Linked DNA regions of Mus musculus: region 2 is linked to region 1. The links are chromatin loops, found by intact Hi-C in ENCODE. Cell type or tissue: left cerebral cortex. All regions are shown on one strand. Each heading gives the region's core, and the rest is flanking DNA. Links, peaks and the distances in the headings are about the cores only.

Region 1 (15,044 bases), core at 3,924-7,923:
AGAGAAAAGAAGTGGGAATTGGAAAGATGGCTCAGTGGGTAAACGGATAGAGGACTTTAGTTTTGATCAGTGTAAGTACATAAAAAGCCACATGTATAGCATATGCCTATAATTCTAACCCTGGGAGGCACAGACAGGAGGATCATGGAGTCTTAGCACTAGCCAGCCAGACTAACTCCTCAGCGAGCACCAGTTTCAGTGATAAACCCTGATGAAAAGAAGAACTGGGCTGGAGAGCTGGCTCAGCGGTGAAGAGGTTACAGCTCTTGCAGAGGACCTGGGCTTGGTTTCTAGCATCTCACACAAGCTTACAACCACTGTAACCCCAATTCCAGGAGACCTAGTGCCCTCCTCCGGCCTCCATGAGCAGCAGGCACACATGTAGTGCACATACAAATGTGGAGACAAAACACAAATACACATGAAATTAAAACAAAATAAATCTTTAAAAAAATTTTATAAAAGAAATAAAAGGCAGAAAAATGATAGAGGAAGATGCCTCACGCCAGCCTCTGGCCTGCACACACAGGCAAACACATACACACACAAACGTGCATACACCACACATACATGCAGAGAGTAAGGAGAAGGGATAGATATCAAGAGGGAAACTGGGCTATGGTGTTTGAGACAGGGTGTGCTGGGGGTAGGGTGGGGGTGGGGATGGGCGCACACTGCTGTGGTCTGCCTTCCTGGAATCCAGTGAACAGCAAACAGCCCTGTTCCCCACAGCACTGATCTGTGCCTGGCACTGTCCCATGTACTGTGGCCTCGAGTCTGACCTCAGGACTTCGGGATGACAGGAGTTTCTTGTTTAGGTTGTGGGGACTGGAGAAAGTGAGGGGTGCCAGCCTGATCCCCACCTGAAATGCCCGTTCCCTAGCTGGTGGGAGCAAAGCACACTGCACAGGCACATGGAGACCCCTCAGTGTTAGCTTAGACACTTTTGCTAGCTCATGCTCCACTAGATTCTGGCAGGACTCTAGTGTGAGAATGACCTAGGGACTGCCCCTGTAACCCTTGCAGAGGACCTGGGCTTGGTTTCTAGCATCTCACACAAGCTTACAACCACTGTAACCCCAATTCCAGGAGACCTAGTGCCCTCCTCCGGCCTCCATGAGCAGCAGGCACACATGTAGTGCACATACAAATGTGGAGACAAAACACGAATACACATGTGGAAAATGTTTTTGCTCTTAGCCTCCAGTACTTCCTTCAGCATGGCTTCAGAGCAGAGGAGGGGGTCCCAGAGAAGGCAGGGCTGAGTGTTTCCACTTCACTCAGCTGGCTGAGTTTTCTTCCACTGTTGGTGTCTCTTCTCTGCCATTGGAAGAGGGATCTTGCTGCGTGTGGCGTACATCTGTAATCTATCATATCACTTGGGAGTTGGAGGCAAAAGAATCAGGAGTTCAAGTTTAGCATCAGCTACATAGCAACTTTGAGGTCAGCCTGGGCTACATAAGACCTTGCTTCAAAAAACAAACAAGCACAAAGACAACTAAAAACAAAAACAAAAGGCTGGAGGGGAAAGATGACTCAGTGGTTAAGAATACTTGTTCTGGCCGGGCAGTGGTGGCACATGCCTTTAATCCCAGTACTTGGGAGGCAGAGGCAGGTGGATTTCTGAGTTCAAGGCCAGCCTGGTCCAGGACAGCCAGGGCTACATAGAGAAACCCTGTCTTGAAAAACCAAAAGAAAGAAAGAAAGAAAAAAAAGAATACTTGTTCTGGAGCTGGAGAGATGACTCAGAGCATTGACTGCTCTTCCAGAGGTCCTGAGTTCAATTCCCAGCAACCACATGGTAGATCACAACCATCTGTAATGAGATCTGATGCCCTTTTCTGGTGTATCTGAAGACAGCAACAGAGTACTCATATACATAAAAGTAATAAAAACTTCTGAAAAACCCAGAACCCTTGTTCTAGCAAAGGATCAGAGTTCGTTTCCTGTGATGGTCTTATGATGGCTCACATCTATAACTCCAATTCCAGGGATGCTAACACCCTCTTCTGACCTCATACATCTATACAGACAAGACACTCATATACATAAGAAAATTAAAAAGAAATTTAAAAGTGCTCAACTTATTAAAAGAGTAAGAATGGGGGAGGGGTAAACTAATCTGTACTGGGTTCTCTTTTTGTCCCACCCATTTTCTTTTTTTCTTTTTTTTTTTTTTTAAAGATTTATTTACTTATTATATGTAACTACACTGTAGCTGTCTTCCAACACTCCAGAAGAGGGCGTCAGATCTTGTTACAGATGGTTGTGAGCCACCATGTGGTTGCTGGGATTTGAACTCCAGACCTTCGGAAGAGCAGTCGGGTGCTCTTACCCACTGAGCCATCTCACCAGCCCCCACCCATTTTCAAAACTCCCCTGCCTGCAGCTTGTACTGCTGCCTTAGAAGCAGATGTGTGCGTATAGGGATTGGTGAGGGGCTGGTTCTGTCTGTAGGAGCCGCTCCCAGCTCATCTGGGACAAGAAGAGGAAGGCAGCTCAGAGGGAAGGGCTCAGACATCAGGACTGATGTATGGCTTTGGTAACATTTTGGGTGATGTGTGGCTTTCGGCTGGCTTGCCTCCGGCTGAGTGACCTTGGGCAGATTCTTTCATCTCTCTGGGCCTTATTTCCCTCTGCTATAAAACAAGAGTAATAATGGTGCTTATAAGTGTTGTGAGGGCTGACAGACATAGTGCATTTAAAATCACTTTGAATAGCGCCTCAAAAACTATTAAAGTGGTTCCCATCACCTCAAAGGGTAATAGACCTAAAGTGGATGCCCAACACCTACATATACTATGTCCTGTACATGGGTATTTACGGTAAATTTTAATTCATAAATTAAGTACAGTAAGAGGTTAACAGTAACAGCAAGATAAAATAATCCTAACCGAACATTGTAATAAAGCTTACAAATGTCCACATGCCGTGATCAATACCAGGAATCCCACCACTTAGGGAGTGGAGGAGGAGAAACAGGAATTCAAGATCACCTTGAATTACATAGCAAATTTGATGCCAGCCTGGGCTACATGAGACCCTGTATTAAAACAAAACAAAAGAAAAGAAAAACAAAACAAAATCATCAAATGAGAAACCTGATGAATCCTTTGTTTCTAGAATTTGCCATTAAGTTGTTTTGGACTGCAGTTGACTGTGGCTAACTGAAACTGTAGCAGGTGGGACCAGGACTGTGGGGATGACTGTGGGGATGACGATCATTCGGGGCTCCAGAGAGAGAGCAGCACCCTCGTCAATCCACTTCTGAACCCCAGGAAGTGCTTGGTGTCTGGAGTGAGACCATCTGTGTGCAGAAGTGCTGCAGGCTCTGTTCCAGTTAAGGACGCAGCTGCGTGTTCTTTGCTCGTGTCCTCGGGGTAGTGCCTTTTCCCACAGTGTCCTTCCAGTGGAGCTGGGGAAGCAGCCTGAGCTTCCTCAGGGTCCCTCTGAGCATGGACAGCTTGCCCTGAGCTCCAGCCTGCTCTTTATAGTTTCACTCCCGCTCTTCAAACCGTGCTGAGTTTTCTCTGTCTGTCTGGGACCAGTGCCTTTGAGCTCCAGGTCTTCTGTTTGTTTTCCAGTTGATAAGCTTACTCTGCTCTTTGTTGTCAACTGTCTTCATGCCTGTCTTGCTCCCAGCAGCCATCTCCAGTAAGGCTAAGCAAGAAGAGAGGCGCAGGATTTAAAGGCAGCTCTCACCTGCTATCTCCTGGTGTCATCCTTACCACACACAGGAGTTTGTGCAGACTCTTCTGTGGATTTCCCTGAGAAAATTTCCAGGCCCTGTGGTAGGATGTGCTACCAGTCAGACCCGCTCAGTGGTCTCACTCTTCTATGTAACCAGGCTTAGTAGGGCTTGTCTGCGTCACTGCAGCAGGTACCCAGAGTCCGTTGTCCTCACCCTCATTTTGTCCCATGAGGCTGTCTAGAGGGAGATGTCCAGTTTGGCCGTCAGTACCCCATGGCCGAAGTCCTGGCCAGCCAGGGACAAGGTGACTTCATTGACTTTATTTGCCCTTGAAATGAACCTTGAAGGTTTTGCTTAGGCCCCTTTCTGGGAGTCCTGCAGCCAGTGCTCTGGTGGGAAACCCTCAGGCCGCTACATTCCAGACATCTTACCCAGTGCTGGCCCGAGGACTGTGGAAACAAGGGCGGATTGTGCTGGGCTGAGGGGCTTTCTCCCAAGCCGGGGCGCCTTGGGGTGGAGGCTGGCTTTCCTTCAGTCTCCTTCCAGCCCTGTGGCATCTGGCTTCTGCTCATTGGCTGGATGCTAATTGTGACTGCTCTCTCTCCCCCATTTCTTTTTGAGGCCCAGGGAACAAGACTCCACACATGGGACAAGGGTGTAAGCAGACTGTGGGCAGGGGCGGGGGAGGACAGCAGCAAGTCAGGGACACCCTCTGAAGGACGCTTGGCCAAGAGTGACCTTAAGCAGCCTGGAGGGGGACCTCCTGGGCCAGAACTGACCAACAGAACACACTGCAAAATAGAAATGTCCTGTGGTCACGTGGCCTCTGAACACTTGGAACCTGGCTTGTGCAACAGAGAAGCAGAACTTTACATTTTACTTGATTTTAATTTAATACAAAATATCCCTGGTATTTTTAATGTAACTTAAATTTAAATTGCTTTCGTGGCCAGTGGCTACTGTGTGGAACACTACAGCTCCAGATGGCTCCTAGAAGTGTGGGGTGGGGGCGGGGAAGCAGTTCTTACTTCTTATCTCCTTCTGCAGAGAGCTCCCCCCACCCGCCTCCCCAGGCTGAGCCTGGTGGCATTTCTCCTTCCTGTCAGGAAGGAAGGTTTGTTCTCTGGCAATTTCCCCACTTCACCAACTCTGGAATCCTGATGCCCTAGAGACAAGAGGTCCCTGGCAATGTGCCACCACACTATGGCAGTATTTCCCCGCCTTGCCAAATGCGACTCTTGCCCAGCTTGGTAACACACAGGTGCTCACAAGCCCAGTGGGTTTGGCGGGCTCTGCACGTGGGGGTGGGGGCGGAGACCAGGTAGGCAAAGCAGAAACCTCTTCCTGCTTCTGTGGGGACTGGGCTGGCTTTGTTGTTACTTCAAAGGGTTCTAGAAACAGGCCCAGGAAGGTCCTCAAGAAGTGAGCACACAGATCTTCAAATACAGGATCTGTGTGCCCCCCTACCCCCCGCCTCTGTTTAGGGGAACCTGAGAGTGCCTGAAGGAGCCTCTCTGCCTTTAAGAATGAGGATGCCAGCTTTCACACCCTGGAAGACCTTCCTTGGGCTTTATTAAATCAGTGTGGCCAGCCCTTAAGCTGGTTTTCCTTTATTCTTCTGTGGAAATAGAGAAAAGCGGTCGTTTATATGAAAAGAACACAGTGCTTCATTGTGCTTGTTCTCGAATGTCAGCCAGACAGGATGGGATGTGAATATAGTGAATGCGGTGTAATTAGTAGACTCAGACCCAAGTCTCCCTGAGATTTGAGGCAGAGCCTGGTGAAACCGTCAAGACAGGTCCTGGGCTTTGGGCCTTGTGGAAAATTGGAAAGGCAGAGGCAGTTTGGAAATCCCCAGAGCCAGAGGAAATCCCCAGGGACTGAGAATCCCCAAAGAGAAACGGTACCCCCGGAGCCACCAATCAGGTAGTCTTTCTATGTATCCAGGATCTGACGGTTTAGTTTTTGGGGGTAGACACCTGTTCTTGTAGAGCAGAAAAAAATGGTGCGCTCGTACACAGGGTTCTGAGCAAACCTTTGGATGTGTAAAACTGCAGTCTGGTGGAATGGAGGGCCGGAGTGGCCGATCCTTGAGTCTTTGGGACAGAGATCTGTGACTGCCCTCCCTATGCCCACTGACTCCACTTACTGCTTGTCTGAGGCCGCTCGCCACTATAAAACTCAAGACGTGGCTTAAATCTTTGAACTATAAACTCAGGTATTCATTCATTCACTTTTCCATCAGTAAACACTTAGTAAACATCTACGTGTTGGTGCTATTTCAGGTACAAAGGATAAGTTAGTAATGAAAAAAAATATAGGCGCCCAGCGCATTTTTGCACCTCCATTGCCATCTCTCTCCTGGGTAAAGTGAGAGGCCATCTTGCTGCTGCAGCCCCCCTGAAGCCTCAGCTCCCCAGGACGCTTTCTGGGGGCGGGTCCACCAGAGGTGAAATCTGCAGCCTTGGCTGTGCCAGCAGGTCCATGAGAAGGGGAAGGCTGCCCTCTGCCGGAAAATCTGGGGACACTGCAGGGCGGAGTGGCTCTTGAGTTCCTAGCGCATGCGCTGAACCTGGCTCCACCCATGCGCTGGCGGCTAGGCGGAACAGGAAGTGCAGTGATAGTCAGGTCTGAGGCCGATTTGGCCACTACGGCTGCCCGTGTGTGGACTTTTCGGACAGTACAGGTTTCCACTTACCAGCCCTCACCCTCTTGAGGTCATCTCTCGGCTTCTTTAAGGAGTTTGGCTGCTTCCCTTTCAGTATCTCTTGATCACTTAGTGTCATTAAAATATGGAGACACCCCTGCTAAAGCGTTTTCTGTAAATGCTGTGTTTAAAGCTGCTGTTGAGGAACCTCAGCCGTCCTCTGATGGGGTGCACCTGTCACGATTGGTGGCTGGCGCTCCCCTACCCAGGAAGCAGAAGTTCTGTGGTCTCTCCCAAGTCCTTAGGGCTGAGTGCTTGAAACAGGGCTCCCTAAACTTCCCTAAACAACAAGTTCCATTTGTTTTATTAGGTACTGTAAATTAGTAATACAAACATGTCGTTGGTACTCATTTATGAAAAGAGTGTCAGTAGATTCTTTTTGTAACTATTTTTATTTTATGTGCATTGGTATTTTACTTGCATGTATGTCTGTGTGAGGGCACCAGATCCCATGGAACTGGAGTTAAAGATGGTTGTGAACTACCATGTGGATGCTGAGAATTGAACCTGGGTCCTCTGGAGGAGCAGTCAGCGTTCCTAACTGCTGAGCCGTGTTGCAACCCTATAGACTCTTTCACATTTACTTACTGTTATTTGTATGTGTGTGTTAAGCATGAACATGCTACAGCACACATGAATGAGAGTTTGTGGATTCGCTTCTCTCCGTCTTGTGGATTCTGGGATCAAACTCAGATTGTCCAACGTGGTGGCAAGTACCTTTACCCACTGAGCCATCTCAGCCTGATGGACTGAGCACACACACACACACACACACAAATGCTATTTATTTGTTTAAAGACAGGGACTCACTGTGTATCTCTGCCTGGTCTGGAACTCACTCTGTAGACCAGACCGGCCTGGAACCTGCCTCTGCCTCCTGAGTGCAGGAACTAAAGTCGTGGGCCAACATGCCCAACTAAACGTGTGTGTGTGTGTGTGTGTGTGTGTGTGTGTGTGTGTGTGTGTGTGGTGTATGCACATATATATGTATATACATATATATTTATTTACAAGATCTTCAGGAGGAACGAGGGACAGCTGGAGCAGGGGAACATGCTCTCCTTAAAGTTTTAAGGAGAACCTCAGTTTTAGTGTTTCCACCCTATGTATTTTCTGATAAACCTACTATGTGTAATAACAGCACTTGTGGGCTGGTGAGATGGCTCAGTGGGTAAGAGCACCCGACTGCTCTTCCGAAGGTCCAGAGTTCAAATCCCAGCAACCACATGGTGGCTCACAGCCATCCATAATGAGATCTGACTCCCTCTTCTGGAGTGTCTGAAGACAGCTACAGTGTACTTACATATAATCAATAAATAAATCTTTAAAAAAAAAATAACAGCACTTGTGTGTCTGAGTAAGGTCACTGTGAGTTGGAGGCCAGCCTGGAGTACTATTATAGTGAGACCCTGTCCCCCAGATAAATAGACGAAAAACAAATAAAGCCCCTCTCTTTTTATGGATGAATAAAAAATAAATAAATAAACCCCCCTCTCTTTCATGGCCTGGCTCCAAACTGCACCCTGTGTGGCTGACCCCTCACCAAGAGAAGTTCTCACCCTCTGAGCCTTCCCAGAGCTTCCTTGTGCCCGTGCTGGAGGAGCGCACTCGTACTTCAGTTATGACTGTTGGGGTGTATTTGTTCTTTCCTCTGCTGGTCATGTTTTTTGGGGAGGGGAAGTCAGAAGCTAAGTCACTGCCACTCACCCATCCTTGTATGTGCCTCGTCTCTAAGCAGAGTCCAGGAGTGGGCGAGTGATAGGTTACCATAACAAACATTCTACCCATGCCTGCTCAAAGGACAGTTCTCCAGAGATGGAAAAGAACCAGACTGTGTTTCCCCATAGCATTCCCCGTGGGATGTTACACATGTAGCACTACTAGCTGCAGGGCCAGCTTCCCCCGCCTCCTCCAACTTCCCATCTGGCTTCCCATGGCTCTACTCAGCTCTCTACAGGGCCAAGGACCTCTCACCTCATCGATTGAACAGCACAGCAATGCAGAGCACTAAAGTTTTGGCCCCCTGTGGATATCCTCTTTCCCATTCCATCCAGCTTATTACTGTACCTTCTAGATGAGTTGGGTAAATCCAGTGGCTTGCTGAATACCTACTGTGTGCTTGGTGTTAGAGAGTAGGATAGCTTTGAGTAAGTCTTTCAGGAAGATATAAAATTAAGTATGCCCCCAGCACCAATAACCAGAAGAGTGACTTATTCAAGTTTGTGTATATGTATGTGTGTCTAATGCTGTGCTGGATCTTAAACACAGGGCTTCAAGCACACTAGGCAAGCACTCTACCACTGAGCAACAACCTTCCAAATTAATTTTGATGAGTAAAACTGAATTTATTAGGGGTTACTTACAGAGTGATGGACATGGGACAGATGGACACAGTTTTCTTGAGGTCACCACTCTGTCCCCAGCATCAAGGTCCTACTTTATGTGGCTCCAGTCTGCAATGTAATTGTTGTAAACCTGGGCTCTGAGTGCTGCCCAGTGTTTATCTTCAGGGCCAGACAACAAAAAGGCACAGGTCAGGGAAAGCTGTATGCTTGTGTGTATTCCCTGTTCCCTCATCAGGGTTTCTGACCATCTCAACCATCACCTAGCTGTCTAGCTGTGGGTACATGGCGTGATTTGCTGTATGCAGCCTGCCATGTAGAGCAACTAGACAGCAGCTTGCATGCAAGGTGGAGTTGACTGTGGCTAGAGGACCAGTCTCCACAGATGGCAAATGAAGGAGGCGAAAGTGGTCCTGATGGCTTAGACACATGACAAGAACTGATGGCCATTCAGAACACTGACTTAGGCTCTGTAGTCAAGGCGTACACACAATAAACTTCAGTGAGTTCAACTGCGTGTTTGCGTAAGAAATTACATTGGCCTAAGATTACTGAAAATAGTATTTGGTTATTATTATATGTTGTGCACACTGTGCACTGTGCTTCCACGGAGAGAGATTGTATAGAATGGTACAGAGGTTTCCCCCTCATCCACGGGAGTTGTGTTTCAAGATCCATAGTAAATGCCCCAAAGCTTTGCATACCTATGGTAAAGTTTAATTTATGAATTAGGCACAGTAAGAGATTAACAGTAAGTAATGAAGTAGCAGCAATAATAACAATATGGTGTGGTTAAAGGCTACATAAATATCAACTCTCTCAGAGAGTCTTACTGTGTTCTCACCTGTAGGAAGGACTTTTGAGTTTCTCTCTGGCATGTCTGAGTTTCTGGCCACACCACTCCCCCTCTAGGGGCAGGATTTATGTATTTAACAGGCTGGCGATTGAATCCAGGGCTTTAAGCATACTAGAACAAGTGTTCTCTCACTGAGCTACCTTCTCATCTCTGAGGGCATTATTAAGTAGAATTATATTAAGTAGAATTATTGTTCCTTGAACACAGCCCCAGGATCCTGTGATAGTCCGCCTCATAACCAGCATGGCTACTCAGTGACTTCTGGACAGATGGCATTCATGGCACAAATTCTTGTCTAGGAAAGAGTGGGATGATGGGAAACTTCATCGTGCTACTCAGAATTACGTGTAGTTTAAAACGTATAAAACCTTTATGTCTGGGGCCGTCTAATATTTTCAAACTGGGGTTGACCTCAGGTAGCTGAAAGTGTGGGCCATGAAACTGTGCGGAGAGGGATTGCTATAGACGCAGAACCACGTGGACTATATCCTTGCTGAACAATTTTAGGGGTTTTAGGAGATTTATTTATTCTTGTTTGGGTGCATGTTGGGTCCATGGAGGCCAGAAAAAGGGATTGGATCCCTGGAACTAGAGTTACAGGTGGTTGTGAGCTGCCATGTGGGTGCTGGGAGTCACACCCAGGTCCTCTGGAAGAAGAGCTACTCTTAACCACTGAGCCATCTGTCCAGCTCCTGAGCCTGAGTCTTTCCTTGGGTGCTGGGATCTACCTCAGGTCCTCATGTTAATACAACACGTACTTTACTCTATGCCATCTCTCCATTCTTGCTTATTATTTTTTTTAGATTTATGTATTATGTATTTTTTATTTCTTTTAGACAGGGTCTCATTGTGTAGCTCCTGGAACTCACTATGTAGGCTAGGCTCCCCTCAAGCTCATAGAGAACTATTTCTTTCTTTCTCTCTCTCTCTCTCTCCCCCCCTCTCTCCCTCTCTCTTGCTCTCTCTCCCTCCCTCCCTCCCTTCCTTTCAATATTTAGAGTGGGGGGGGGTGGTCACACCAGAATAGGGCGTCAGATTTCTTTGCCGGTGGTTGTGAGCTACCATGTGGTTGTCCTGGGATTTGAACTCAGAACCTTCGGAAGAGCAGTCAGTGCTCTTACCCGCTAAGCCATCTGGCCAGTCCCCTTGTTTTAGTTTTTCCAGGCAGAGTTTCTCTGTCTAGCTCTGGCCGTCCTGGAACTTTCCCTATAGACCAGGCTAGCCTTGAACTCAGAAATCCATCTGCCTCTGCCTCCCAAGTTCTGGAGATAAAGGTATGAACCACCACTGCCTGGCTTCTATTCTTATTTATTTATTTATTTATTTAGTCACAGGGCAACTTTATTGAGTAGTAGCATGGTCATACCCAACAAACATGTTCCCTCTCATTCTCTCTCTCTCTCTCTCTCTCTCTCTCTGTTCCCTCTCATTCTCTCTCTCTCTCTCTCTCTCTCTCTCTCTCTCTCTCTCTCTCTCTCACACACACACACACAAAGTCTCTCTCTCTCTCTCTCTCTCACAGCCCTTGCCACAGTCCAGTTCTCAGCCACAGGGTGGGGAGCCTCCCGGATTATTCGGATCCAGAAGCAACAGGTGCCCGAGGGAGGCTCAGAGGGAGGAAGTGGGGAGGGGGTGCAGAGAGCAGGGGTGGGATGGGTTGGGAACACCCACCAGACAGCTACACGAAGAGTGAGATTCCCTGCCCTGGTGGCTTCAGCTTGGCTGCGCCCCCTTCTATTAGCCCTGGCTGTCCCAGAACTCACTATGTTGATGAAGCTGGTCTCAAATTCACAGCAATCTACCTATTTCTGCTTCCTGTATACTAGGATTAAAGGCATGCACCACCATGCCCGGCTGCAGTCAGTGCTCTTAACCACTGAGTCAACTCTGCAGTCCCAAGCAGTGGTTCTCAGACTGTAATGTGTATCAGAATTACTAGAAGCCTGGCTAAGCCTCAATGCTGGGCCCCAGCACTCTGGATGCAGAGGCTGGAGTGAGTGAGGCTTTAGCATGCCAGTGCCCACTTGATGTGGATGCTGTAGGTTCAGGGACCAAACTTTGAGAACTAAATCTTTTCTAGCCCGTCCTTGCCTCTTATTGACTGGGAAGAAACAGAATAAGCATAATCTTCAATGTAGAGATGCGGGGAATTAAAGTCACCTGCCCATGGCTACACAGACACCCACCCACCCATCCAACAGTTGGGCACATTACTACTAGGCTTTATATCTGCCTCAGTAGCCTTGGCTTAAGCCAGAATCACCAGGAGCCTGGTTTGGAGGACACACACCTGTAATCCCAGCTTCAAGAGCCTGAGACAGTAGGGATCTCAAGTTCAAAGCCAGCCTAAGCTGCTTAGCCAGATTCTCTCTCTCTCTCTCTCTCTCTCCCCCCCCCCCCCCCCAGAGACAGGGTTTCTCTGTATAGCCCTGGCTGTCCTGGAACTCACTCTGTAGACCAGGCTGACCTCGAACTCCTGCCTCTGCCTCCCAAGTGCTGGGATTAAAGACATGTGCCACCACTGCCCAGATTCTCTCTCTCTCTCAAACAAAACAAAACAACAACAAAGAAACATACTAAGCATGGTGGTGTAAGCCTATAATCGCAGCATTTGGGAGACTGAGGCAGGAGGATTAATTGAGGGTTTGAAGTGACCTGGGATATATAATGAGTTTCAAGTCAACCTGGGCCATAAAGTGGGACTGCTTCACAAAATACCAAAAGCAGGGGCTGGAGAGAGGGCTCAGGACCTGGGTTTGGTTCTCAGCACCCATGTGATGGCTTGCAACTATCTACAGCTCCTGCTCTAGGAGATCTGACACCCTCTTCTGACTTCCTTGGGCATCAGGCACACATGAGATGTACACACACACACAAACACAAATAAAACACTCATACACATTAAAAACAAAACGGACACCATCTGGAGTGTTTTAGAAATCCCAGTGCTCAGGGCTCCTTCCCCCACCAATTAAACCAGAGACTGAGAGGGGGAGACGGGAAGGTCTAGGCACTACATCCTATATTAAAGCCTGAATTCTGAAGCATTCAAGGCTTCAGTGAGCATTGCTGTGCTCAGAGGAACCCGGGGATACAGAACCTTTGACAGCTGCATTGTCCCAGGAGGACCCGGGGACCCCCTAGGAAGAAGCACCACTTCCCTAGAAAGCAAGAAGTATGTTTCCTGATAGCCTGTCCATGTGTGTGCATATGTGTGTGGGATGGTGAGACTGGGTGACCTGTTACAGTGTCATGCGGAAAGGTCAGACCTGGCAGTAGTGGTGCACACCTTTGATACTAGCACTTGTAAGGCAGAAGCAGGAAGATCACTGAGTTCAAGGCCAGCCTGGTCTACAGTGCAAGTTCCGGGACATCCAGGGGTCTACAGAGAAATTCTGTCTGCAAACAAAAAAAAGGTAGGAGAGCTGGGTTTGGTCCTTTTGGGCAGTACTTATCATTCTCTTTCTGGAGCATACAGTAGCTACAGGACCACGGGTACTTAGAACTGACCGTGGGTGATGAGCTTGGGTTTTTCCAATCCCTCCCTCCCTGGAAAGGAAGAAGGAAGCAACGATTGTCTCCATTTTCCACAGACACTTGGCAGGCCCTGTCTTTCCCCTCATTGCTGTCTTTTCCTCAGCACCCATCTCAGCCTCCATCTCAGCCTCCAGGGTATCTGGTCTTGTTAACTAGAGCCAGGCAGGAGTTTCTAACAAGGAACACAAGTTCTTCACTGATGACCGACCGTTGTTCATGGGCCCCGCACCCCCAGTTCCCTATGTTTGCAGGGCTGGGAGCTCCCCACCCCTCCCCACCCTTCCCCACCCACCACACTCTCCTCTGCCTATGCAGCAGCTGGCTGGTGTGTGGGAGAAGGAGATGTGGATGGAGGGAGAGCAAATGATTCTCTGCACGTCTCCCAAGCGTCTATTCTAACCGAGGCAGCAGCAGGAGGCCTCACTCAGGCTGAACTTGTGGGGTCTCTGCTCTTGCTGGGCCTTACAGGACTGCTGTGAGGTTGCTAACCGGGCCTAGTGTGGGTGGGCCCCCGTATGTCATATTGAATGCAGTGTTAGTGTCTCTATACAGTTACTTAGATGCCATAGTTAGGCGTATGATTGAAGTGTTCTCGAGTACACTGTGCTGTGATTGAGTTCATGCACGCATGCTGGTATGTGTGTGTATATAAACGCGCATGTGCTAGTCTCAATCTTGGCCTGTGGGGCCGGGGGCTGCAGGTCTCAAATTCCTTTGCTATTTTTAGGGGCCATATCAGCTCAGCTGTCCAGGAGGCTGAGTGTGTCAGAAGGAAAGTGCCACCCTTCCTGTCTCCTGTCCCTAACCCCAGGACACTCTCTATCCCCAACCTATGTCCTTATTTGAAGAGCCTCCTTTCCCTTCTACCCAGACCCCATTGCTCCCTGGCTGTGGACCTACCTGGTGCCCGCAGTCCTCTAGCCTCTGCTGTCTGCACAGCTCTGGCAGGGTTGGGCAGCTGCAGCGGGAGGGGCCTAGGAGAGGGAGGGGACCGGGGCGGGGCTGCAGCCTGTGCTATTCTGAGCTGCTAACGGGAGCAGCAGAGAGAGGAGACTCCTTGTTCTGGGCTGCTCCAGGCCAAGCCATGCTGGTGAGTGTCCTTCTGACCCCAACCCCGGAAATGTCCCGGCCTCCCCACGATGTTTCCTCATTTAGGAAAGGAAGGCGTCCTGTTATTTCCCCAGATGTGGCAGAAGTAGGTGGAGAGGAAGGGGTGGGGCTGCCTTGGGGCTCCTCTCTCTCAGTCACTTGGTTGAAAGAGCAGTACATGGCCCCAGCTGCCTCAGAGCCCCTACGAGGCAAGGCACATACATACTGGGTCTGACTCATGATTTGGGGAGCTTTGATGGGGAACCATCTTCTAAACCTCAGTTTCCTGGGGCTGCCTCCACCACCCCACAGACTGAGGCATGCCTTTCCCACAGTGATGACGGCCTGGCTTTCATTTCTTCAGAGCCTAGGAACCCAGGCATGTCTTTGGAGAATTTGGTCCTGCTTTGGGCTGCTATGGTAGCCCCCTCTGCCCTCTTACTCTGGACTAGATGGGAAAGATGGCCTTGACAGGGGATGGTCCTTGTGGTTGGCTGGAATCTTCTTACTGTCCTCAAGAAGTACCCAGCATGGCCTCTTCCATTCCCACGGCCAGGATACTTAGAAAAGATACACAGGGCATCCTAGAGATGCCGTCTGTGAGCCTCTTTATCTTAACTTAAAGAAGATTTTTTATCTTTATTCATTTGTGTGTGTGTGTGTGTGTGTGTGTGTGCGCACACGCATGTGCACCTTGGCTTGTGTGTGGAGGGTAGAGGACAACTTGTGGGAGTTAGTTCTTTCCTCCCACCAGTGAGTTCTGAGGACCAAACTCAGGTCCTCAGGATTTAGCAACAAGATCTTAACCCACTCCAGCACCCT
Region 2 (15,044 bases), core at 5,987-9,986, 110 kb before region 1:
TATTGGAAGCTGGGCGTGGTGGTGCACGCCTTTAATCCCAGCACTTGGGAGGCAGAGGCAGGCAGATTTCTGAGTTCGAGGCCTGAGTTGGAGGCCAGCCTGGTCTATAAAGTGAGTTCCAGGACAGCCAGGGCTATACAGAGAAAACCTGTCTCGAAAAACAAAACAAAACAAAACAAAAAAAATATTGGGGGTTGGAGAGATGGCTTAGAGGTCCTGAGTTCAATTGACAGCAACCACACAGTGGCTCACAACCATCTGTAATGGGATCTGATGCCCTCTTCTGGCACATCTGAAGACAGATACAGTGTACTCATATAAATAAAATAAAGAAAAATTTAAAAAATGGCAACTTAACTTTCTTTTTTTGAAAATTTTTTAAGATTTATTTATTTATTTTATGTATATGAATATACTATACTTGTCGTCACTGACTTCAGACACATCAGAAGAGGGCATGAGATCCCATTACAGATGGTTATGAGCCATCTCTCCAGCCCCCCCCCCCTTTTTAACATTTTTTTTAGACAGGTTTCCTTGGCATAGCCATGGCTACTCACTTTGTAGACCAGGCTGGCCTTAAACTCAGAGGTCTGACTGCCTCCTCCTCCTCCCAAGTGATGGGATCAAAGGTGTGCTCCACCACTGCTCAGCAAAATGTTCTTGAATTTCAATTACAGCTTTTGCCTGCCCTTCTGAAACTCAGGAAAACACTAACCTGGTTGAGCTTGCTAACTGCCTTATTTAGAATCAACTTAAATCAAATATCTGGAAATTCTGTCAAATTCTGCCACTGTTAAGACAAACTTCCTGAGATAAACAGTAAAAGGGAGGGAAGCTCTCTTAGGTCATTCATTGGTCTTTCAGTCTATGACAAGGGAAGACTGGAAGCACTTGCATGGACCAAAGCTGCTCACTCCATGCAAACTAGGAAGCAAAGTGAAGGAGAGGAAGAGCCCAGAGGTCTTCCTTTCCCTTTTCAAAGGCCACCTCCCAATGACCTAAATCCAGGCTAGTTTTTATGTCAGTGTAACATAAACTAAAGCCATCTCTGAGGAGGAAGTCTCAATTGAGAAAATTCCTCCATAAGATCTGGCTGTAGACAGCTAGCCTGTAGGGTAGTTTTTAAATTAGTGATTGATGGGGGAAGGCCAATCCCATTGTGCATGGGGCCACCTGGGATGGATGAGGTGGCCCTAGATAAATTTAAGCAGTTAAAAAAAAAACAAAAATGGGGGCTGGTGAGATGGCTCAGTGGGTAAGAGCACCTGACTGCTCTTCTGAAGGTCTGAAGTTCAAATTCCAGCAACCACATGGTGGCTCACAACCATCTGTAATGAGATCTGATGCCCTCTTCTGGTGTGTCTGAAGACAGCTACAGTGTGCTTACATATAATAAATAAATAAATAAATAAATAAATAAATAAATCTTAAAAAAAAATAAGCTGGGCATGGTGGCACACGCCTTTAATCCCAGCACTTGGGAGGCAGAGGCAGGCGGATTTCTGAGTTCGAGGCCAGCCTGGTCTACACAGTGAGTTCCAGGACAGCCAGGGCTATACGCTATACAGAGAAACCCTGTCTCAAAAAACAAAAAACAACAAAACAAAACAAAAAAACAACAAAAATAAAAGGCTTGGTTGTGGAGGCCCACACCTTCCTCCTTGAAGTCAGGAGGAAGGGCAGATGGGTCTCTAAGTTCAAGGCCAGCTTGATCTACAGAGCAAGTTCCAGAACAGCCAAGGTGACTCAGAAAAAGCCTGTTTCAAAACAAAAACAAACAAACAAACAAACAGAATGAATGCATGAATAAAACTGAAGCAGTCTTCAGTGAGGTTGTGGCACACAGCTTTAATTTCAGCAGAGGGTAGCAGATCTCTGAGTTCAAGGCCAGTTTGGTCTACAGAGTGAGTTCCAAGACAGCCAAGGATACACAGAGAAACCCTGTCTCAAAAAAATCCATCAACCAACCAACTAACCAACCAATCACACAACAGAGCAGTTTGAGCAAGCCAAGATGAGGAGCAAGCTTGCAAGCAGCACCTTCCAGGGCCTCTGCAACAGCTCCAGCCTCCTGGTTCCTGCCTCTGCTTCTCTCAGTGGAACGTGATTCAGGATATGTAAACCCTTTCCTTCTTAAGCTGCTTTTGTTCACAGTATATCATCACAACAATAGTAACTCTAACTAAGACAACCACACTTCCTTTTACTCGGTTCCACTTCCTAAAGAGTCAAAGGCCAATCAATGGTACCACATGCTGACAACCAGCTTTAAACACACAAAAGCCTGGGAGACAAAGTTAGTTCCAAACTGAGCACAGATATTCAAAACCAGTTTGGATAAAATAGGAAGAAGACCCTTCCTTGAGGCAGGGGTTGAGGTGGTAGTGGTAGTGGCTGTGGTGGAATACAGACCACAACATATAAAATACATCATTTTGTAGCATCAATATTTAAAACAGTATCATTTACTGACATTAGAAGTATTTGTTAGTGGGGGCTGGGAAGATGGCTCAGCCGTTAAGAGTACTGGCTGCTCTTCTAGAGGCCCAGTGCCCACATGTCCTTAACTCCTGTTCCCAGGGAATCTGACACCCTCACACAGACATACATGTAGTCAAAAAAACCAATTTACATAAAATAGAAGTAAATTATTTTTAAAAAGTATTTGTTAGCAACTTTATTTAAACCTACCTCATTAAAACCCATGAATTAGGTTTTCGGATGAAAAATTTTAGAGGGGCTTAGTAATCGGCCCAAACAAGGGAAAAGTGGAACAGAAAAGAATTCCATCTCAGTTCTGATATAAAATTTATCTATGTCTATATCAGGGATGCAGAGTTGCAGGAACTAGCCAGACATAGTAGCACAGGCCTTTAATCCCAGCACTCAGGAGGCAGAGGCCAGCCTGGTCTACAAAGTGAGTTCCAGGACATCCAGGACTATACAGAGAAACCCTGTCTCAAAAAAAACAAACAAACAAACAAAATTGCAATGGTACCCAACATAAAAGCATAAAGGCACATGTAAAATAAGGTGTTTGAGTAGTGATTTTCATTTGATAATTGTAGTCTTGCAACCCTGCTTAATCTCCCAAACTGTACAAAGAGAAACAGCAAAATTCCAAAAAAGCACATAATTGCTGGTAAAGAGAAAATGTTCACTAATTAGCCAAGTGTGATGAGCCCTGCCTGGAATACCTGCACTTAGAGGGTGGAGACAAGGAATAATGCATTCAAGGACAACCTTGGCTACACAGTGGGCTTCAGGCTACTGGGACTGGTCTCCAATAAAAAAATCTAAACATGCTGACTGTGGTGACCTTTAATCCCAGCAGTCAGGAGGCAGAGGCAGGTAAAGTTCTGTGAGTTTCAGGCCATCTGTGGTTACAATAATGAGACCCTATTTCACAATAACAACACCCCCTGGCACACCAAAAAAAAAAAAAAAAAAAAAAAAAAAAAAGCAACAAATAGAAGCTGTTCAATAAGTATTTTTGGTTTTTTAATTTAATTTTTTAAAAAAGATTTATTTATTATTACATCTAAGTACACTGTAGCTGTCTTCAGACACACCAGAAGAGGGCATCAGATCTCATTATGGATGGTTGTGAGCCACCATGTGGTTGCTGGGATTTGAACTCAGGACCTTTGGAAAGGCAGTCAGTGCTCTTAATCTCTGAGCCATCTCTCCAGCCCCAATAAGTATTTTCAAATGTAACAGTTAAACAGATTTTGTTTTTATTTTTCAGCTTCCCTTCGCATTACTTTTTTATATGCAGTCATGCCCTATAGATAAAAATTGTGACTTTGATTTTGTTGTTGTGCAGGTTTTCTATTGTTTCGTTTTAGATTTATTTACTTATTTTATGTATATGAGTACACTGTCACTGTCTTCAGACACATCAGAAGACAGTTTTGGATCCCATTACAGGTGGTTGTGAGCCACCATGTGGTTGCTGGGAATTGAACTCAGTACCTCTGGAAGAGCAGTCAGTGTTCCTAACCAGTGAGCCATCTTTCCAGTCCATTTTTTTTTTTTCTTTAATTTTTTAAGACAGGGTTTCTCTGTGTAGCCCTGGCTGTCCTGGAACTCAGTGTGTAGACCAGGCTGGCCTGTTTTTGTTTTTTTGCTTTCATATTTTTTCCCCATCCTTTGGGACAGGGTCTCACTCTGTAGCCTTGGCTGGCCTGTAACTCATTATGTAACCCAGGCTGTCCTCAACGTTGTACTCATCATCTTGTCTCAGCCTTCATAGTGCTGGGATGAAGACCATAAAAGGCCATGTAGGACCTGAGGTTATACTGCTAAGTCAAATCTCAAAATGTTAGTAACATTTTAATAGGGAAGGATTCAGGTTTAAGATGGCTCTCATTAAGAAAAAAAAAAAATATTCTGGGCCTGGAGAGATGGATCAGTGGTTGAGAGAATGGTTTCTTGTAAAGTGCCAGGGATTCTATTCCTGCATCCACCTAGTAGTTCACAAAAATCTATAACTCCAGTTCTAAAGTATCTGATCATTTCCTATGGTCTCTGAGGCACCAGACACACATGTGGTACCCAGACATGCACACAAAACACCCATAAGACACACATTTTTTAAAAAGATTATTTGTTTGTTTGTTTATTTTATATGAGTACACCACAGCTGTCTTGAGACACACACCAGAAGAGGGCATTGGATCCTATCACAGATGATTGTAAGCCACCATGTGGTTGCTGGGAATTGAACTCAGGACCTCTGGAAGAGCAGTCAGTCCTCTTAACTGCTGAGCCATCTCTCCAACCCCACTATTTTTATAAAAAGAAAAAATATTTATATTATATCTTCAAATATTACATACTGAAAAATATCACCCTACAGTAGTGGCGCATTCCTTTGAAGGCAGAGGCAGGCTGATTTCTGAGCTCAAGGCCAGGCTGGTCTACATAGTGAGTTCCAGGATATCTAGAGCTACACAGAGAAACCCTGTCTCAACAAACAAAAAGCCAAAAACCACTCCTCTACTCCCCAACAAAAAGGAAGGAAGGAAGGAAGGAAGGAAGGAAGGAAGGAAGGAAGGAAGGAAGAAAGAAAGAAAGAAAGAAAGAAAGAAAGAAAGAAAGAAAGAAAGAAAGAAAGGCAGAAAGAAGAGAAAGGAAGAGAGAAAAGGGAAGAAAAAAACAGATACTAGCTACCACGTGGTTGCTGGAAATTGAACTCAGGACCTCTGAAAGAGCAGTCAGTGCTCTCAGCCACTGAGCCATTTCTCCAGCCCTGATGGCTCAGTATTTAAGAGCACTGTCTGCTCTGGTAGATGATCTGAGTTTAGTTCTCAATAAGAGTAGATCACAGCTATCAATAACTCTAGTTCTAGGGTATCCTACTTGTCTGGTCTCTAAGGGCACTGCACACACACACACACACACACACACACACACACACAGAGTCAAAGAACACTTGTTTAATTTAATGAGTCTTATTAGGCAGCCCTGGCTAGCCTTACCTCAGCTACATAGACTAGGCTGGCCACAAACTCATCGACAACTGCCATCTCTACTTTTCCAGTCACACTGTAAAAGCTATAAAATACATACCTATTATCAAATAAATTCATAACAAAAAATGTTGTATATATACCTTCCCAAAGCATACTTACTCACCATGAAATATTTAGTCATAAAAAAAGGAAAGACCTTTTTATTCATGTAACGTAATATGAATACATCTTAAAGACATTATGGTAGCACACACTTGAAATACCAACATGTGGGAGGTAGAAGGATCGAAAGTTCAAGCTCATCCTTGACTGAAAGTGAGTTGGATGTTAGTCTATGCTATAAGAGACTCTGACAAAACAAAACAAAACAAAACAAAAAACCAAAACAATAAATGCTAAGCAAACAGAAATGAATAATTAAAACAGGGCTGAAGAGATGACTCAGTGGCTGAGACTTCTTGTTGCTCTTGCAGAAGACTCAAGTTTAGTTCCCAGCCCCACACAGTGATCCTAACCATTCTTTTTGTTTGTTTGTTTGTCTTTGCTTTTTGAGGCAGGGTTTCTCTGTGTAGCCCTGGCTGTCCTGGAACTCACTCTGTAGACCAGGCTGGCCTCCAACTCAGAAATCAGCCTGCCTCTGCCTCCCGAGTACTGGGATCACAACCATTCTTAATGCCACATGTAAGGGACCTGACAAAGCTCTTCTGACTTTAGCAGGCACCAGGCATACACATGGTGAACATATACACATGGGGATAAAAAAAAAAATCACACATACAAAATACACCTAATTATGTGTACCACGTGTGTGTCTGGTGCCCTTGGACTTCAGAAGGGAAGTTGGGCCCCCAGAACTAGAGCTATGGATGATCATGCTGCTGCTGTGTGAGTGCTCAGCATTGAACTCTGGTCCTTTGCAAGAGCAGAAAACGCTGCTTTTAACAGCTGACCTATTCCTCCAGCCTTAAGGGCTTTATCATTGAAAAGGTATGGGGTTTCAAGAGATATAGGTTCTAGTGCCTGCAATGACAGTATTTGTGAGGGGGACTGAAACAATTTGAAGCTAGCCTGGGCTACATAGTGAATAACAGGCCAGTCAGAGATACAGAGGAAGATCAAAAACAAACAAACAAACAAACAAACAAAGACAAAACAACAAAACAAATACAAAGTAAGATGGTAAACTTTACATTTAAATTTTCCCTTGGGGGGAGGGCAGTGATGGTGGGGCATGCCTTTAATCCCAGCACTTGGAAGGCAGAGGCCAGCCTGGTCTACAGGAGTGAGTTCCAGGACAGCCAGGGCTGTACCAAAAAAAAAAAAAATCCCTTATAATACATAGACAAATGTATATCTAATTTAATGAATTTTAAAGCAATTATTCATGTAATAGCAATAGCACATTGGCTGGGGTATGCTGGTGTGTGTAGGACTTTAATCCCAGCATTCATGAGGCAGAAACAGGGGGAATCTCTTAGTTGGCCAGACACTTCTACTTAGGTAGTTCCAAGCCAATCAGGTTTACATAGTCTGTTTCAAAAACAAACCAGTCCAAAACAAACAAAACTCCTAGCCAAGTCCCCCAAATATATATTTCGAGGGTACCCCGTGTCTGTGCTTATCACAACCTTCTTCCTATCATAACAGGTTAAATTAACAGCATAAATTGCAAATACACCTTTACATTTCAATGTTTTCCTTAAATTTAATACAAAAATGTTTTAAAAACCCAAACCTTAAGAACTTTTAAAGGGTTCCTTTCTCCTTTATTTCACTTTTGAAAGTCTTAGTCTAAAATCTATTTTGGTTCCATAGTTGACCTCACCTGCAGTGTTTGATTAAAAAAACAACAAAAACACCCAAAAAACTTCAGTGTAGATTTTTTTCATTCCTCCCTCTCTCTTGCTTTCAACTACAAAGAAACAATGATTTAAGCCCTTTGTCCCCTTTTAGAAAATTACACAGATACCCTATTGTGGAACCCTATAATCCCTCCGTGGAAAGGAAGAGATTAGCATATGAATACAAAGCAAAATGAATCCAGAATACGAAAACGATCTATCGAGTTGTGAAGCTCTTGTATTCTTAAAAATGTATTTATTTCCTCTTTTTTGAATTGCCCCCTTCGTGGTTTAAGGGTTAAGGAAATTGAGCTTTCCTCTCTGGCTACCCGGAAAAGAATTAAACACACACACACACACACACACACACACACACTCACAACCCAACACATTCTAGGAGGTGCAAAACCAACAGATGGCTCCTAGCGCCAGTAGAATCGTCAGTGGAATCTGCTACACTCGACATCAGCTTGCTCGGTGTGAGGAGTGTAGAAAGTGCTGTTCGCTAACTGCGTGGTGAAGGAGAGAAAGCGATAGAAGAGAGAGCCATAATGCTGACGTTGAAGGCCCGGCCCTGTGAGGTTGCATAGGGTAAGTGGCGTTGGCCAGGCGGCGGTGGCGAAGGGGAAGGGAAGAGGATTTGAGCTAGGGGCGGGGCTTGACGCGCAGCGTGGCTCCTCATTGCTGGAGCACGGCTGCCAATCTCGCAGATCCTCTCGCTTAACCAGTGCGCTGGCGAGACGCGCTCAGATATACCGAGCGAGCGCGGAGAAGCAGTCTCAGATCCTGACGGTGCAGCAGCCCGCAGCCTCAGCCAGGGAGTCCCAGCCGCTTTCAATGGAGGAGAAGCCCGGCCAGCCACAGCCTCAGCACCATCACAGCCACCACCATCCGCACCATCATCCCCAGCAGCAGCAGCAGCAGCAGTCGCACCACCACCACCATTATTATTTCTACAACCACAGCCACAACCACCACCACCACCACCATCACCAGCAGCCTCACCAATACCTGCAGCATGGAGCCGAGGGCAGCCCCAAGGCCCAGCCCAAGCCGCTGAAACATGAGCAGAAACACACCCTCCAGCAGCACCAGGAAACGCCGAAGAAGAAAACAGGTCTGAGAGGGAGGGCGGTGGGGGAAGGGGGACTGGATTGGAGGGGGGGGAAGCGATGGGGGTGGGGCTAGATGGGAAAAGCGCGGACCCGGTCCGGGTGTGCGTCCCGCCGGGCCGGGGATGCCCCCTTCCATTCTTCCCGGGCGCGGGCCGGGCCGCGAGGTGGGGATTGCAGCGCCCTCTCCTTCCCTTTAGCATGGGAGAGGCCCAGCCAGGCCGGCGTGACCTTCCTCGGTCCCCGCCCCGGCCGGCCGGAGGCAGAGCTGTGCCCTCGGCCTTGGAAGTCCAGCCTTCATCTTCTTTTTCCCCTCTAGTGCGGGCCCTGGAGTTGCCTGAATGTGGGGGCCCCTAAGAAGGGGGTGAAACTCAGCCGCCCTAAAAAAATAAAATAAAAAATTCCCCCGAGGTGTATGTAATTCAGGCCTAGTGAATCCATCCTGATGCGGGTGGTGTCGCGAGAGCCGCTTGCAGGCGGCGACGAGCGGGGCTGAGGGCTAAGTTGAGGAAGCGTCCTCGCTCACCCGCCGCCCCGAGCCCACCTGTGGCCTTGGGGTTTGCCGTCTGGGTGTGTGGGGGACCCTATCGTCCCTCGGGTCATTTCCACCCCTAAACGCCCGTCTTGCGCGTCCGGACCCCGTTGTCTGTCCGCGAGGGCTTCTCCGCAGGCCGGCGCCCCTGGCCCGCTCGCCTCGGAGCCGGCGAGGCTGGAATGTTCTCTCCTCCTCGCGGGGCCGCTTCCTGTCCGCCATGTTGGAAGCTGATTCCTGTCACCGACTCCGGCCGGCGGAGGAGCGGAGGGGGAAGGGTGCCGAAGGCCACACGGCACGCCGGCCCGGCTGCCCCGGGACCCTCTGCGGCCCTTTTCCGGGTCCCCCCCGCACTGCGGGCGGCCGCCGCCCGCCGCCCCTCCCCCTCCGCGCCGCGCCGCGCCGGGGTTGTGTAACCCGGTGGCGGCCGCGCGGCCCCGGGCGGGTCCCTGGGGTGAGGGGCGGGGGCGGTTGGGGTGGGGGAGGGAAGCGGCCACGAGGGGAGCGGCCTGCACCGTGGCCCCGCGCGCCCGACGGCCGCGTTTCCCGCTCCCGGGTGCGGCGGGAGGCGCGGGCGGGGAGCGGGCCTTGAAGAGGAGCTTGAAGGGGGAAGGAGGCCCGGGCGGCGGCCGTGGCCGTAGCGTTCCGCTGGCCTGCGAGGGGCGAGGGGGATTCGTTTTGGGGAGAGGCGGTGCCTGAGGCCGGGTGGGGTACCCAGCGGGAACCAAGCTCCCGGGTCACGAGTTTCTCTGCCACAGGAATCTCATCTCCTGCCAGGTTCGCTCACGACTCCGCCTCGGAGGCTTTTTCACTTAGGCCTTTTTTCTTTATAGCAGCGCATTTCCTACCCAAAAAAAAAAAAAAAAAATGGGGGGGGGTTGGGGAACAACCTCTCAAACTTTGTTCCATTCGTTTTCCACCGAACACCTAAACTTCTGAGCTGGGTAGTGACTTTGTGGGAGGGATTAATCCGATGCTCTAATGGGTGGGACAACACGGGCAGTTTTGGCTTTCCTGTTTCTTTAACTATGAACTGGAAGTGACTTGTCCATGTGGTTGTCACCAGCCCTTTACCTTGGACAAGACCTTTTTGGTGGTTAAGAGGCGTTTTGGTGCATTTTAAAACCGACTTCCATCCCCTAACTGAGTATTATTTAACATTAAATGTGGAGCCTTGAGCTACTTAAAATAAGCATCAAAGTTTATATATTCACACGTTTTGTTTTGTTTTGTTTTGTTTTTAACTGAAAAGGGAATGAAGAAAGAAGTGTTAAACTTAGTCTTTCAAGTAATACAAGTAAGTTACTGGTGAAAAACTTACTGTAGACAATATAACTTTGAAGGCAGAGCTGAGTGGATATCAGATTTTCTTTTGTAGGGTAGTAGGGACTGATGATAGAGCAGAAGTGTTTAATTGTAAGGATTTACAGCAGCCTAGAAACTTAGGAATTATGTAACTGTATTAGTTTTGCTTTTCATGAGGTGAGAAAGTATCAAGGTTGCCCAGTGGTATTGTTCACAGATTCAGAATTTGTCTTTTATGAGGTTTATGTATTCCCCACAGGGCTCCTCACTGCATAGAAAGGCAGACCCTGAACCATTCATTGAAGGTGGCCCTCCTCACAATGTGTCTTAACCTGGGATGAAGAATGAGGAGGGAACTGGGTTTAGGAAATTTAGAGGTTATTAACAGTTGGGCTCAGCGGCTTTCCCGTATGTGGTTTGGTCGTTGGGTACTGTGCTAAAAAATCTAGAAAATGCTAGGGAAATACTTAACAAGTTTTTATGAACCATTACTTCCAAAGCTATGAGAAACTGGTTTTCTGGATCCAGAAGAGGGCACAGGAGACAAAACATGTTGAGTAATTGCAGTGTCAAATCTAAAAGCTAGATTTATTTGGGACTCAAGTTTTGCTGAGTCCATTTGAAGTGGAGTTCTCATGGCACCCTAAATAATAAAGACACAGGGATTCTTTAATTGCTTTCTGTAATAACTACCATCTTCACATTTTTCTTAAATATCTAAGCTTTAAAAGGTACTTATCATACTTAGTGCATGTCAAGGCCATAGGGAGACAAATATGTAGTTAAGTGAATTTTTGTTTGTTTGTTTGTTTGTTTTCTTAATTTTCAGAGACAGGGCTTCTGTATAGCCCTGGCTGTCCTGGAACTCACTCTGTAGACCAGGCTGGCCTCGAACTCAGAAATCCACCTGCTTCTGCCTCACCTAAGTGCTGGGATTAAAGGCATGTGCCACCACACCCGGCTTGCCCACCTTTTAATATATATATATGTATGTATATATATATATATATATATATATATATATACACATATATATATATATAATTATGATTAATGAGCCAGAAGATACAGGTATTGCTTAACTTATAGTAGATGGTAAAGTAGTTCTTTCCTTGGTTGCCTTTGGTCCAGGCAAATCTATTGATTTGGGTCTCCCTGCCCCTAATTTTTGTTTTTGTTTGAGACAAAATTTCAGGGATACATATCTAGACTTGGCTTAACATTTTGCATTTTTTAAAAGAAAATGTTATAGAAAACAAAACCACATACTATTTTTGTCAGTTTTTAGAAAAATGGTAATGTAATGCTGGGAATATGGAATTAATTTTTTCCTAACTACTAAGGGTTGAGAATTGAACTTGATACATGGCAGTATGTTTGTTTCTGATGCAGGGCAGTGGCTGCACACATCTTTAATTCCAGTATTGGGAGGCAGAGGCAGGCAAAACTCAGTGAGTTCCAGGGTGGCTAGGGGTACACAGAAATCCTATGTCAAACAAACAAAAAATATTGTCTATAGTTGGTTTTTGTGCAACTGTGTTCTTTTCTGGAAGTTCATACAGAAGAAAAGTATTTGTTGTTTGATTATTGTTAGAATTGAGGGTTTCCCAAAGGTCTTTTGAGGTCATAAAACAATTGATAAAACTAATTGCTATTTTATTAGTGAGTAGAAAGCTGTGATTTAACCAGTAAATCACTTTTTAAAAAAGATTTATTTATTTATTCTATGTAAGAACACTGTAGTTGTCTTCTGACAACTCCAAAAGAGGGAGTCAGATCTCATTACAGATGGTTGTGAGCCACCATGTGTTTTCTGGGATTTGAACTCAGGACTTTTGGAAGAGCAGTCAGTGCTCTTAACCGCTGAGCCATCTCTCCAGCCCCCCAGTAAATCACTTCTAATAAGAGATAATTAATTGTAAGCTGATCAGTGGTGGCACACGCCTTTAATCCCAGCACTTGGGAGGCAGAAGCAGGAGGATCTCTGAGCTCAGTGATTTTGCATTCCAGCACAGTCAGGGCTACACAGAAAAACATGATTTTCTTAAAAACAAAACAAAACAAATGTTAGTTGTAAAAAGAAGTCTATGTTCAAGTACTTGACTGCTTTAGGATACTAAATTCATTTCATTGTAGTTTTGTGAGCATGAAAGTGTTGGAAGCAGGTAGGAAATTATGTGTCCTAGACAGATTCCTAGTTCTGTTACTCTGTGACCTGGATGTTAACATTTTCTCTCCTGGTGCTTTAACAACCAAGTAGAAGCTAAAAGTAAGAGAATGAGTCTTTTTTTTTTTTTTTTTTTTCCCCAAGACAGGGTTTCTCTGTGTAGCCCTGGCTGTCCTGGAACTCACTCTGTAGCCCAGGCTGGCTTTGAACTCAGAAATCCACCTGCTTCTGACTCCCAAGTGCTGGGATTAAAGGCGTGCATAAAGAGGCCTGGCTGAGAATGAGTCTTAAGGGTTACTACATATTTTTGTTTCATGTTTTATGGTATGCTGGGTTTTTTGTTTGTTTGTTTGTTTTTAAGGTTTCTGTATTATATGTAAGTACACTGTAGCTATCTTTAGTCATCCCAGAAGAGGAAAAGTCCACAGGTCTTATGGCTTTGTCTGAAATTCATTGGCAACTAGTCACTTTTAGCCCTCAGTATACTCTTTGGGGGTACAGGGAGGTTCAGTACTAGGGATTGAGTTCAGTGGTCATACAAGGGAGACAAAGGCCACAGCCTTATTTTTATTTTCCTTTTACAGGTTATTGTATCTGAAGTAGCACTGATTCTAAATAGTGTGTGAGACAGGGTTCCACCCTGTAGCTCAGGAAGGCTTCAATCATGCAATAATCATCTTGCTTCAGTTTTTCTAGCAGACTCATTGATATAATTCATAAGGTTTATTCTGTTTAGATAATTTAGAGGAGATTATGGCATGCTGCTTGAAAGGTCCTGATCTTTCTAGTTAATTCTGGCTACTGGCCCAGAAGATGGACCTGATATGAGTTGTGTCCTAGGTCTGCCTCTGCCTAGACATTGAACCCTGTATCATAATCTGTAAAAGTTTCTTTACATAAAGTTTCTTTACATAAAGATAAGATACAACAAACCCTACAATACAGCTTAGTATTGGGTTCAGTAAAGTTGTTTGGTCTTAGTACTACTGTGATTTAAATGTATGTGTTTTGTTTGTTTTTGTTTTCCTTCTATAGGCTATGGTGAAATAAACGGTAATGCTGGAGAAAGAGAAATATCTTTAAAGAGCCTCAGTTCTGATGAAGCTACCAACCCTATTTCCAGGGTCCTTAATGGCAACCAGCAAGTTGTAGAAACAAGCCTGAAGCAGACTGTAAAGACCAGCACCTTTGGAAAAGCAGGAATCAAAACCAAGAATTTTATTCAGAAAAACAGTATGGACAAAAAGAATGGGAAGTCTTATGAAAACAAATCTGGAGAGACCCAGGCTGTAGATAAGACCGATACCATAGCAATTCCAAATGGTGTTATAACAAGTAGTTCAGGCTATATTACTAATGGTTATATGAGCAAAGGAGCAGATAATGATGGTAGTGGATCTGAGAGTGGATATACCACTCCTAAAAAAAGGAAAGCTAGGCGCAATAGTGCCAAGGGTTGTGAAAACCTTAATTTAGTGCAGGACAAAATAATGCAAGAGACTAGTGTCCCAGCATTAAAACAGGGACTTGAAACTTTAAAGCCTGACTATAGTGAACAAAAGGGAATGCGAGTAGATGGTTCAAAGCCTATTTGGAAATATGAAACTGGACCTGGAGGAACAAGTCGTGGAAAACCTGCTATGGGTGACGTGCTTCGTAAAAGCTCTGATATTAAACCTGGTTTGAGTAGCAAAAAATTTGATGATCGGCCTAAAGGAAAGCATGCCTCAGCTGCTGCCTCCAAAGAGGACTCATGGACCTTGTTTAAGCCACCCCCAGTTTTTCCAGTGGACAATAGCAGTGCAAAAATAGTTCCTAAAATAAGTTATGCAAGCAAAGTTAAGGAAAACCTCAACAAAACTGTACAGAACTCCTCCGTGTCACCATCTTCATCTTCATCATCATCATCTACTGGGGAAACTCAGACCCAGTCTTCAAGTCGGTTATCCCAGGTCCCGATGTCAGCTCTGAAATCTGTTACTTCTGCCAGTTTTTCTAATGGGCCTGTTTTAGCAGGAACTGATGGAAGTGTGTACCCATCTGGGGGTCAGCCACTGCTAACGACTGCTGCTAATACTTTAACACCCATCTCTACTGGGACTGATTCTGTTCTTCAGGACATGAGTCTGGCTTCAGCAGCCGTTGAACAAATTAAATCTAGCCTTTTTATCTACCCTTCAAATATGCAAACAGTGCTGTTAAGTGCACAAGTAGATCTGCCCTCTCAGACAGATCAGCAAAACCTGGGGGATATCTTCCAGAATCAATGGGGTTTATCATTTATAAATGAGCCCAGTGCTGGCCCAGAGACTGTTATTGGAAAGTCATCAGATCATAAAGTGATGGAAGTGACATTTCAAGGAGAATATCCTGCCACTTTGGTTTCACAGGGTGCTGAAATAATTCCCTCAGGAACTGAGCATCCTGTGTTTCCCAAGGCTTATGAGCTGGAAAAACGGACTAGTCCTCAAGTTCTGGGTCACATTCTAAAACCTGGGACTACTGAGAGTGGAGCCTTATCCTTGGACCCCAGTCATATAGGTGACCTGCAAAAAGCAGACACCAGTAGTCAAGGTGCTTTAGTGTTTCTCTCAAAGGACTACGAAA

The links. Hi-C counts contacts between places; a loop is a spot of excess contacts. Peaks named below come from ENCODE experiments on the same cell type or tissue, not always from the same donor. Only the 100,000 strongest peaks of a DNase experiment are listed, where the experiment ranks them.
Region 2: it touches region 1 in a loop (2.9-fold over the local background); 5 of 42 quality-filtered maps call a loop at or near these places.

Annotation. Positions count from the first base shown.
Region 1 is chr11:77,787,158-77,802,201 of GRCm38, forward strand. All of the region lies in intron 1 of Myo18a (myosin XVIIIA), which reads left to right. It overlaps Gm10277, which reads right to left and starts at 1,465. Exons shown (of 1, transcript XM_030246464.1): 1 at 1-1,465. In left cerebral cortex, for the core only: a CTCF peak has its summit at 6,205 (motif pointing left); DNase peaks (open chromatin) are centred at 4,225, 4,921, 5,429, 5,721 and 1 more place; H3K4me3 peaks cover 1,003 bases; H3K27ac peaks cover 2,533 bases.
Region 2 is chr11:77,678,070-77,693,113 of GRCm38, forward strand. Nufip2 (nuclear fragile X mental retardation protein interacting protein 2) reads left to right here and starts at 8,070. Exons shown (of 4, transcript NM_001024205.2): 1 at 8,070-8,438; 2 at 13,473-15,044. The coding sequence starts at 8,159. In left cerebral cortex, for the core only: no CTCF peak of the experiment used is centred there; DNase peaks (open chromatin) are centred at 7,983, 8,653, 8,952, 9,145 and 2 more places; H3K4me3 peaks cover 2,796 bases; H3K27ac peaks cover 2,508 bases.